Linked DNA regions of Homo sapiens: region 2 is linked to region 1. Evidence: chromatin contacts called from ENCODE Hi-C or POLR2A ChIA-PET data. All regions are on one chromosome and are shown on one strand. Each heading gives the region's core, a stretch centred on a gene start or an enhancer-like site at or near the end of the contact. The rest is flanking DNA. Distances are from core to core; before and after follow the strand shown.

Region 1 (4,653 bases), core at 930-3,429:
AAGCACTTTATAAATATTAACTGATATTTACTGATTTTATTTAATCCCCCAACTACCCTAAGAGTTAGGTAATCTTATTTAGATGAGGAAATAGTGATCCAGAGAGGTTAAGTAAATTGCCGAAGGTCACACAGCCAGCCTGTGGTATGCCAGTAGGCAAGTAACTGCCTCTCTGAATCAGGCTGCCCATGAGTGGTCTCTGCAGCATGTATTACCCAAGAGAATGTCTTCCCAAGTGTCAACTCCAGTTAAAACCTTGAGATAAAGTGTGCCCTGCCCTATCACTTTAAGGAAAACTCCACCCAATCCCACAAACATGGCCAGATTTAGTTGCCAGTATATTTTTGAAAAATATTTTAGGGTAGAATATCACACCCCCACCACACTCCCCCCTCTACTCCACCATCTCCCCATGATAAGAAAAAGCCAACACCTTTCCATCTAAGAAAACTTGGCGGAGGTCCCTCCCCACACACAAAGAATGGCTGCTTCTACGCACTTCTATCAGGAGCGTCGTACAACTAACGAACTTTCCAAACAAAGAAACAGCAAGTCAGAAATAAAATCATGTGCTAATTGTGGTTTTCCTGGAATGGATGACTATATAATATTCTAATCAAAAAGCTGGAATCACATTTGCGTTTAGACAAGGCTTGTTAGAAAAATACATGAGAATAAAAGGAGGCCGTAAGACCACGGGTGCTTCTCCCAAGGCCAGTCATTACTGCTCAGGGCAGGCAGCCAGCAAGTGGGAAGTTGCCCAATTTTGGTCAAGTCCAGAACTCCAGGGATGCCCCCTTGTGTCCACTAGCTCTCTTAGGGGCCCCCAAATCCTACTTACACTACGGCCACCTAACAGCATTCAGGCAGCTCCCATATCAGTTTGCAGTTAGCGGGAATCCTCTCCCACAGCAGGTGTTCTTTTTTCCTTTTCAAAACCATGCTGGAAATTTAATATTCAGTAAAATAGAGTGCCATGATAATGTTTAAAATCCGGCCAGGTGCAGTGGCTCATGCCTATAATCCTAGCACTTTGGGAGGCCAAGGCAGGCTGATCACTTGAGTCCAGGAGTTTGAGACCAGCCTGGACAACATGGCAAAACCTCATCTCTACAAAAAATGCAAAAATTAGGCAGGGCACGGTGGCTCACGCCTGTAATCCCAGCACTTTGGGAGGCTGAGGCAGGTGGATCACCTGAGCTCAGGAGTTGAGACCAGCTTGGCCAACATAATGAAACCCTGTCTCTACTAAAAATACAAAAATTAGCCAGGCACAGTGGCGGGCGCCTGGCTAATCCCAGCTACTCAGGAGGCTGAGGCAGGAGAATCGCTTGAACCTGGGAGGTGGAGGTTGCAGTGACCCAAGATCACGCCACTGCACTCCATCCTGTACAACAGCAAAACTCTGTCTCAAAAAAAATAAAATAAAAAGAATACAAAAATTAGCCGGGCATGGTGGCACTTGCCTGTAGTCCCAGCTACTGGGAAGGCTGAGGTGGGAGGATTGCTTGAGCTCAGGAGGTCGAGGCTGTAGTGAGCCATGATTGCACCACTGTACTCCAGCCTGGGCAACAACAGAGTGAGACCCCGTCTTGAAAAGTGAAAAAAAAATTAAAAAATAAAAAATTAATAAAATAAAATTAAGAGTCAAGGAATTTCTAACTGTGACTGCTTTTATTTGGGTGGAAAATAATTCCAATGTAACAGGTATGGGATCATAAACATATAGGAAGACACCCCCAGGTGTGACTTCCTCTTGTAATAAGGAACATCTCAAACAGGCCATGGGCCATGCATGCTAGGGTAAAACTGTGATGTACACAAATCTAAACTTGCTAGAGCTTGATGTTTTCCTTCCATCTTTCCTTGCTCCTTCTTGATATCAAATTTTTTCTATCCTCCCCAGAAACGGGGCCCCCGGGTCTAGAGATTGGGATCTTCTGGTTGGGCAATGGCTCCTCTACAAGGCAATTTCAAAAGTCATTCTCTATTCTGTACCAAGTGGTGGAGATTAACATTTCAGACAGGCATGATCCCAGATCCTGAGGATTAATTTGGTAGTGTTTGAGTGATATCTACCGGTTACGCCCTGGGGTTTGGCTGTCTCCCTTGTCTTTATCTGTCAATGTCAGTGTCAAATTAGGGAGAGAAAGAAAATAGGACAAGCCAAGGGCAGCCTTTCTGGGAGTTATGCCAGGCTGGCAAGATGAGGCAGACAGGGCAATGTGCTAGCAGGTCACGACTGGGTCAGATGATAGAGAAATGGGGTGTCTGCAGGGACACACATGGGACTTTGGGTTCAGAGGACTGAGCTAAGGTCAGAAGTTGGGGAGGTGAATTGGAGTCTGTGTTCAGAAATCCATACTGGGTATGATGGTGTGGTCTGAGCATGACAGACAGGCCAGTCACAGAGAGGAACAGAATCAAAATGCAACTCCCAGGCCTGAAGATGGGAAAAAAAATGCAGCGTATGAATAATCGTCACACACATTTCATTCATTGGTTCTTATCCCTGTCAACTCCTTCAGAGCCACAAGGCCCCTGCAGATACTCCTGCCCCACCTTCCAGTCACTTCCAGGCATCCAGAGGGATTCTAAAGGGATGGCCTCACAAATGGCTGCTGTGGCCCCGACGAACACATGCTTCGGCACTGATTGCCTCTCCATGCACCACCTGCCTCCCATGCACCCAGGCAAGGTGCCGTGTGCCCAGATGGCTGCAGTACCCTCTGCCATGCTCACCACCTCTCCCAGGCCTTCCCACTGCAGGCCATGTCTATATCTCTCTGCCTGTGGGCTTTCTGTGGTGACGGGACCCCACCCCCTCTTCACACAGCAGGATGCAGGAGAATTCACAGCCCCTCTAGCTGCCCCAGCAGCAGCCCCCAGCCAATGACTGAAGGAGTTGCTGTAAATACCCCACCTTCCTCATCCCTAGGACAAGGTCAATTGAAGGAACATTTCTACATGGGCCTTCAAGGTTCCCCAGGAAAACTAAGCTACAGTTGACCACAGTGGTAACTTGCTTGATAATGCATGTCTTAATGGCTGCTTTTCCTTCCCTGTCCCACTTTCCTATGTCTTTACTGGTGTTTCCCAATAAATTACTTGCACTTGAATGTTTGACTTTGGCTGTGACAGTCTAAAACATTTCCAGCCTATCTCTCTGACCTCCTACTGTTGATTCTTCACACGGCAGCCTGAGTGGTCTTTGTAAATTATTTATTTATTTATTTATTTATTTATTTATTTATATGAAAATAGAGTAGAGACAGGCTCTCACTATATTGCCCAGGCTGGTCTTGAACTCCTGAGCTCAAGCAATCTTCCTGCCTTGGCCTCCCAAAGTGCTGGAATTACAGGCATGAGTCTCCATGCCCGGCCCTGAGTGTCCTTTGATAATATCAATCAGGGCAGATCACGTCCTTGCTCAAAACTTTCCAAGAATAAAAATGCAAAACACTTCCTATGGACTGTGAGGTTCTGTGCAACCTCTGTGATCTGGCCCCTGCTCTACCTCTCCCTTCACTCCCTCTGCTCCAGCCACAACGGCCATCTCGCTGTCCTTCAAACGCTCTGAGTTCTCTCCTGCCTTCAGTCTCGTGTGCCTGCTTTTCCCCTTCCTGGAGAACTCTGCACTTAGACCTCTGAGGGGCTCACTCCTTGTCAATGTTATTCAAGTGTCAGCTCAAAAATCACCTCCTCCAAGAAGCCTTTTCTGACTACCCAATCTCAGATAGCCCTGTTCTCAACCCCCTGCCCAGTTAGTCTTCAACACTGATGACTACCTAAAGCTCTCTTGGGTATGTATTTGTTGACGTGTTAATTTTATGCCTCTTGTTCTCACCCTGGTGCCTAGAACATTGCCCAACACATAGTAGGCACTTGATAAATATTTGTGGAATGAAGAATGATCCAAGCAAGAGAAGAAGAGAAATTAAGACAATGGCAATAGCAATGGAGAAGAAGAGATCAATTGGGAAAATATATAGGGGAGGGAAGCAGTGATATCAGATGACCTATTAGATATAGAAGGTAAGGGAATGGAGGCTGACACCAAGCTTGAGAGCCTGCAGGGATAGGGATGCCATTCACCACAACAGTGAGTGCAGGAAAGGGCCAGGCCTGGAGGGAAAGATGGTGAGTTCATGTGGACATGATGCATGTGAGAAGTCCATGAAATGTCCAAATGGAGATGTCCAGCAAAGGGTTAAAAATATAGGTCTGGAGCATCAGAGAAAGGAGGAAACTAAAGATTTGAATCTGGAAGGGGTCAGCAATGTGCAATTGAGCCTGTGGAATAGAATGACATCACTGGAGGAAAACATTAGAGAAAAGTTTGCAAACTAAGTTGCTTTCAGGGACCAAGAAAATAATTCAGATGAGTGAAGTAGCTCAAATCAGAACTATAAAGAGTGGTGGTTAGTGCAGTGAGAATTCAAAATAATATCTGCCTTCTTGAAAGACTTTCATAGTAAACGTTATTTAAACACTATGGGGGCCAAGCAAAACAGGTCTGGTGTAGGCCACTAATGTGAGGCCTTTAATGTAGAATGAGAAGTTTCCCTGTGCTACTAGACCCTGAGAACACCAACATTTAATAGGCAGGCATAGAATAAAGAGTTTCCAAATGAGACTGATGAGGAGCAAGAA
Region 2 (4,486 bases), core at 334-2,833, 48 kb after region 1:
GCCACCACACCTGGCTAATTTTGTATTTTTAGTAGAGATGGGGTTTCTCCATGTTGGTTAGGCTGGTCTCGAACTCCTGACCTCAGGTGATCCACCTGCCTCAGCCTCCCAAAGTGCGGGGATTACTAAGAACTAAGTCTTGTTTTTTGTGTGTTTTGATTTGATTTGATTTGATTTGGGTTTTGTAGAGGCAAGATCTCCCTATGTTGCTGAAGCTAGTACTGAATTCCTGGACTCAAGCAATCCTCCTGCCTCGGTGAGGTCTTATTTTAATAACAGCAGGTCTGGGTCCCTAAAGGACTCTCTGTGACATATGCAGTGATTGGTGTTGCAAGAAACACCAAAGGTAAAGGCTTAGAGTAGCCCCATGAATAGCCAGATTCAAACTCCAACATCCTGGTACCAGGATCTGAGCACTCAACCTGGTCACATAAACTCGGCATGCAAGAGAGAATCAGACAGTGTTTCCCAAAGTGTGTTCTATGGAACCCTCCCCCCAACCTTCTTTTGTTACACCAAAAGAAGGGTTCCACAGTCCAACAGGTTTGGGAAACATTATATATTCTGATTCCTATCTAAAGATTTATAACACTCGTTAGCAATTTTTTTTTTTTTTTTTGAGATGGAGTCTCACTGTCGCCCAGGCTGGAATGCAGTGGCGTGATCTCGGCTCACCGCAAGCTCCGCTTCCCGGGTTCACACCATTCTCCTGCCTCAGCCTCCCGTGTAGCTGGGACTACAGGCACCCACAACCACACCCGGCTAATTTTTTTGTATTTTTAGTAGAGACGGGATTTCACCGTGTTAGCCAGGATGGTCTTGATCTCCTGACCTCGTGATCTGCCTGTCTCGGCCTCCCAAAGTGTGGTTAGCACATTTTTAGTATGAGGATTTTAAGTATCTTTCAGTAAAGAGATCTGTTTGCCTTTATCTATATCAATGTTTCTCCAGTTTATATAATCCCTGAACCCTTTTATCCTTTTTAGTTTCCGTGGAGTCAATGTTCTGTGGAATAGAGTTTGGGAAACACTGTTTTGGTATCTCTACCCTTGCCTGAATTGGGCCAGGTGTGTCTGCAGATCACCAGCCTGCCAGCTATAACCACCCACTCCATAGGTGGTACCAACAAGGTCAGCAGCATGCAGCTTGGGCCCATGGATCAGAGATTACACTCCTATTACTGGCAGGGGCCCATCTAACCCCTGGAGCCTGCAGCCAACTGCCAACCCAGCCCAAAGCTGACCTCGCTTGACTTGATTCCTTATCTTCAGGCACTCTCTGCCTCCCTGGGCTCCCATCAGAACAGCCCAGAAAGCTGCACGCCTGCTTCCTGCCAGAGAGGACATGCTAGATAGAGAGAGCTGGGGTGACAAGCCCAGCTGGAAAGCAAAGTACTTCCCAAAGCAGCACTTAGCAGGGCCATGTGCTGGGGAATCAGCCTTTGCTTGAGCAGAGGCATCCAACAGCTTGCAAGGCAAAGAAACAAACAGCTCCCAAGCACAAAACGCCTTCACAAATGTACGGCGTGTGAAAGAACCCACCTGTCTCTCTGCCACCCCACCCACCCAGGTAACACCCAAAGCAGCAGCAGCAACTGCGGCCGCCTCCACCCGCAACAGCCAAAGTCATGTGAATGCCAAGAGCCTTTGCTTGTCAGCTCCTAAGGACATTTGGCCTAGCACAAAGCCCAGGACAAGAGATCAAGAAATAGTTATGGATGCAAGGGGCCTAGGACAGGGTGAGGTGGATGTGGAAGTGCCTGTGAAATCAATACAGCCTTCTACTTCCTCTTGAAATTTGCTTTCTCGAGCCTCTTTTTAAAGGACCTGGTATTGTCCTTGACTAAGGATCCTGTATGCACAAAGGTATCTAAAACCACGGCCAGCCTAAGGCATTGCTGATTGAGTCCACATGTGTGTATATTTTATTGTTGGGTACATATAGGTTTATGTGAATGGGGGGAGTCGAAAACACAGGAAAAACCAAAATGCAAGGGGTATTAGACAGCATTGCCTGAAAAAGACACTCATTTTCCATGATTGATGATCAAGGTTGGTATCAATGACTGCTTGCGTTTCCCATCTCCACTGCACCCCTGAATAGATGCCCCTTACCATGAAATTTATAGCCCTTTGCTTGAAATGCTATACTCTACAGTAAGCTAGGACCAAAATAATAACTAGAGGGCAAAGCAATTAACCATTTCCCCAGGCTGAAGTTTCATCCTCTTACTGCCTTGATAATTTACTCTGCAAAGTGGCAGGCACCTGGCTCAGAGTCACTCTCCAAATCTATTCAAAAGTCCCTGAATTCTGCTGAGTTTGGTTTCACTGTATGAACAGGACCAAAAACAATAAGGTCTTTGACACCTTATTATAATTATATTATAATACTAAGTTGTATTATAATTATAACACAACTTAGTTTTCCTCCAAAGCTTCCATTTGCTGGGATGCTAGGAGACAGCATGAGCAGTTTTACTGTTTTCATGGAAGCCTTTGGGGGAGCGGACCAAAAATTACATCACTGTGTGCCATTCCTTCGCCACCACATCTTCCTATTTCCACAGAGATCTTGGGGCTCTCAGGCCCCCAGCCTCAGGGTTCTCATGGAAAAGTTGTGGCCATTCTGAACTTTCAGGGGAAATACAAGAAATGGGAACACCAAGACAAAAGGCAGCCAAAATTATATCACAATCTGTCCAATTCTGAACCTATGATCTTATCATCTGCTCTGACCTCTCCTCGCCCCCAACTGCATCTCCTCCTGTCTCCTATTCAGTGAATGGTTCCACCATCTGCCACTGGCTCAAGTCACAAATATGGGGGTTATCTGGGACTTACCCATTTCCCTCATCACCACCCCCATGCCGTATTCAATCAGTCTCTTAAGCTCTGTCACCCTCTTTTCTCCAGCTTCACTGCCATCACTTTTGTTCAGACCACCGTCTTCTTTCCCCTGGTTGAACAAGAGCCTAAGTGTCTCCCTTGCTTTTAGTCTTGCTCCCCTCTGTCTATTCTCCACACTACGGTGCCACAATGACCTTTCTGAAAAACAAATAGAATCATGTCACTGCTGTACTTAAAACCCCTCAGAAACCACTTGTGTTCACCAGGATAAAATTCTAACCCCAACCTTGGTACCCAAGGTCTTTCATGTTGGCTCCCAGGCCACCTCCCCCAGCCTCTTTTCTCACCACTCTCCCCTTCTCTTACCAAATACTAAACTACTACTAGTTCTCAGGACACGCCATGCTCTTTCATGCCTCTAGTCCTTGCACATACTATTTCCACATTCTGGAACAATTTTTCATCTTCTTTCTCCTGGCTAAGTCCTACGCATTCTCCAAGAATCAGCTAATGCATATCTTCCTCTAGAAAACTTTCTGAAGAGGCAAAAAGCCCCTCCTGCCTCCTTACTGTCCCCAAGCTCTTGCATAAAAACATGCTGTTCCTTCTGTCTTATTCTTATCCTTCTTAAATGTGGCAGGAGGTGAAGCAGACTCCTGAGCAATTCCTAACCCATAGCACCTGAGGGACTATCTCCCTAGCCTCCCTTTCCTCTTTCCTAACAGAACCCCAATGTCTTCGGATATCCACCCTCACCCAAATAGCCCCATGCCTCAGGGAAAGCTGACCTTGCCACACTGATTGGGCTGGGGGAAGGGGAATATATATCTCATTTTTCTTCACAATGATTGGCTCAAGAATGTCATGTGACCCAATTCTGGCCAATGAGTTATGACATTTCTTGTCTCTTAAGAGAGAGTCACTGGAGGAGACCAGGTGTGGTGAGTAGATCATGCCGGTAATCTCAGCACTTTGGGAGGCCGAGGCAGGAGAATTGCTTGAGCCTAGGAGTTCAAGACCAGCCTGGGCAACAAGGCAAAACACCATCACAACAAAATTAAAAAATTAGCCAGGTGTGGTGACACACACCTCTGGTCCCAACTACTCGGAAGACTGAGGTAGGAGGATCGCTTGAGCCCAGGAGGTTGAGGCTGCAATGAGCCAAGATCCACATCACTGCACTCCAGCCACCTGGGTGACACAGTGAGACCCTGTCTCAAAAAAAAAAAAAAAAAAAGAAGGCCGGGTGTGGTGGCTCATGCCTATGATCCCAGCGCTTTGGGAGGCTGAGGTCAGGAGTTTGAGACCAGACTGACCAACCTGGAGAAAGCCCATTTCTACTAAAAATACAAAATTAGCTGGGCGTGGTCGTGCATGTCTGTAGTCCCAGCTACTTGGGAGGCTGAGGCAGGAGAATTGCTTGAACCCAGGAGGCGGAGGTTGCAGTGAGCTGAGATCGTGCCATTGCACTCCAGCCTGGGCAGCAAGAGCAAAACTCCTTCTCAAAAAAAAAAAAAAAAAAAAAAAAAAGAGAGAGTCACTGCAGGAGATGGCCTGTCTTCTTCCTCTACATCAAGAATTCTTAGCCTTTTTTTGGTGGGGGGGTGGTGCCAGGATCCCTTTTGTGGTAAGATGAA

Evidence for each region. A loop is a pair of places that touch in the nucleus more often than their neighbours do. ChIA-PET counts read pairs that join two places held with the same protein, here RNA polymerase II (POLR2A). Pooled maps may share reads with other maps.
Region 2: a map of heart left ventricle shows a loop between it and region 1 (5-fold over the local background). The contact joins two enhancer-like sites. A Hi-C loop is called at or near these places in 8 of 168 maps with a recorded cell type or tissue (A673, aorta, body of pancreas and 4 more) and 1 of 50 pooled maps. POLR2A ChIA-PET finds 5 or more read pairs at or near these places in 3 of 52 experiments (BJ, Panc1 and WTC11).

Annotation. Positions count from the first base shown.
Region 1 is chr17:27,918,565-27,923,217 of GRCh38, forward strand. No RefSeq gene overlaps it. Among named protein-coding and RNA genes, the nearest start is that of LYRM9, 28 kb to the left of the region's middle. Within about 2 kb of position 2,180, at least 2 of the 41 ENCODE cell types and tissues checked have a DNase peak (open chromatin) inside an H3K27ac peak, as active enhancers do.
Region 2 is chr17:27,967,093-27,971,578 of GRCh38, forward strand. All of the region lies in intron 2 of LINC01992 (long intergenic non-protein coding RNA 1992), which reads right to left. Among named protein-coding and RNA genes, the nearest start is that of LINC01992, 22 kb to the right of the region's middle. Within about 2 kb of position 1,584, at least 3 of the 41 ENCODE cell types and tissues checked have a DNase peak (open chromatin) inside an H3K27ac peak, as active enhancers do.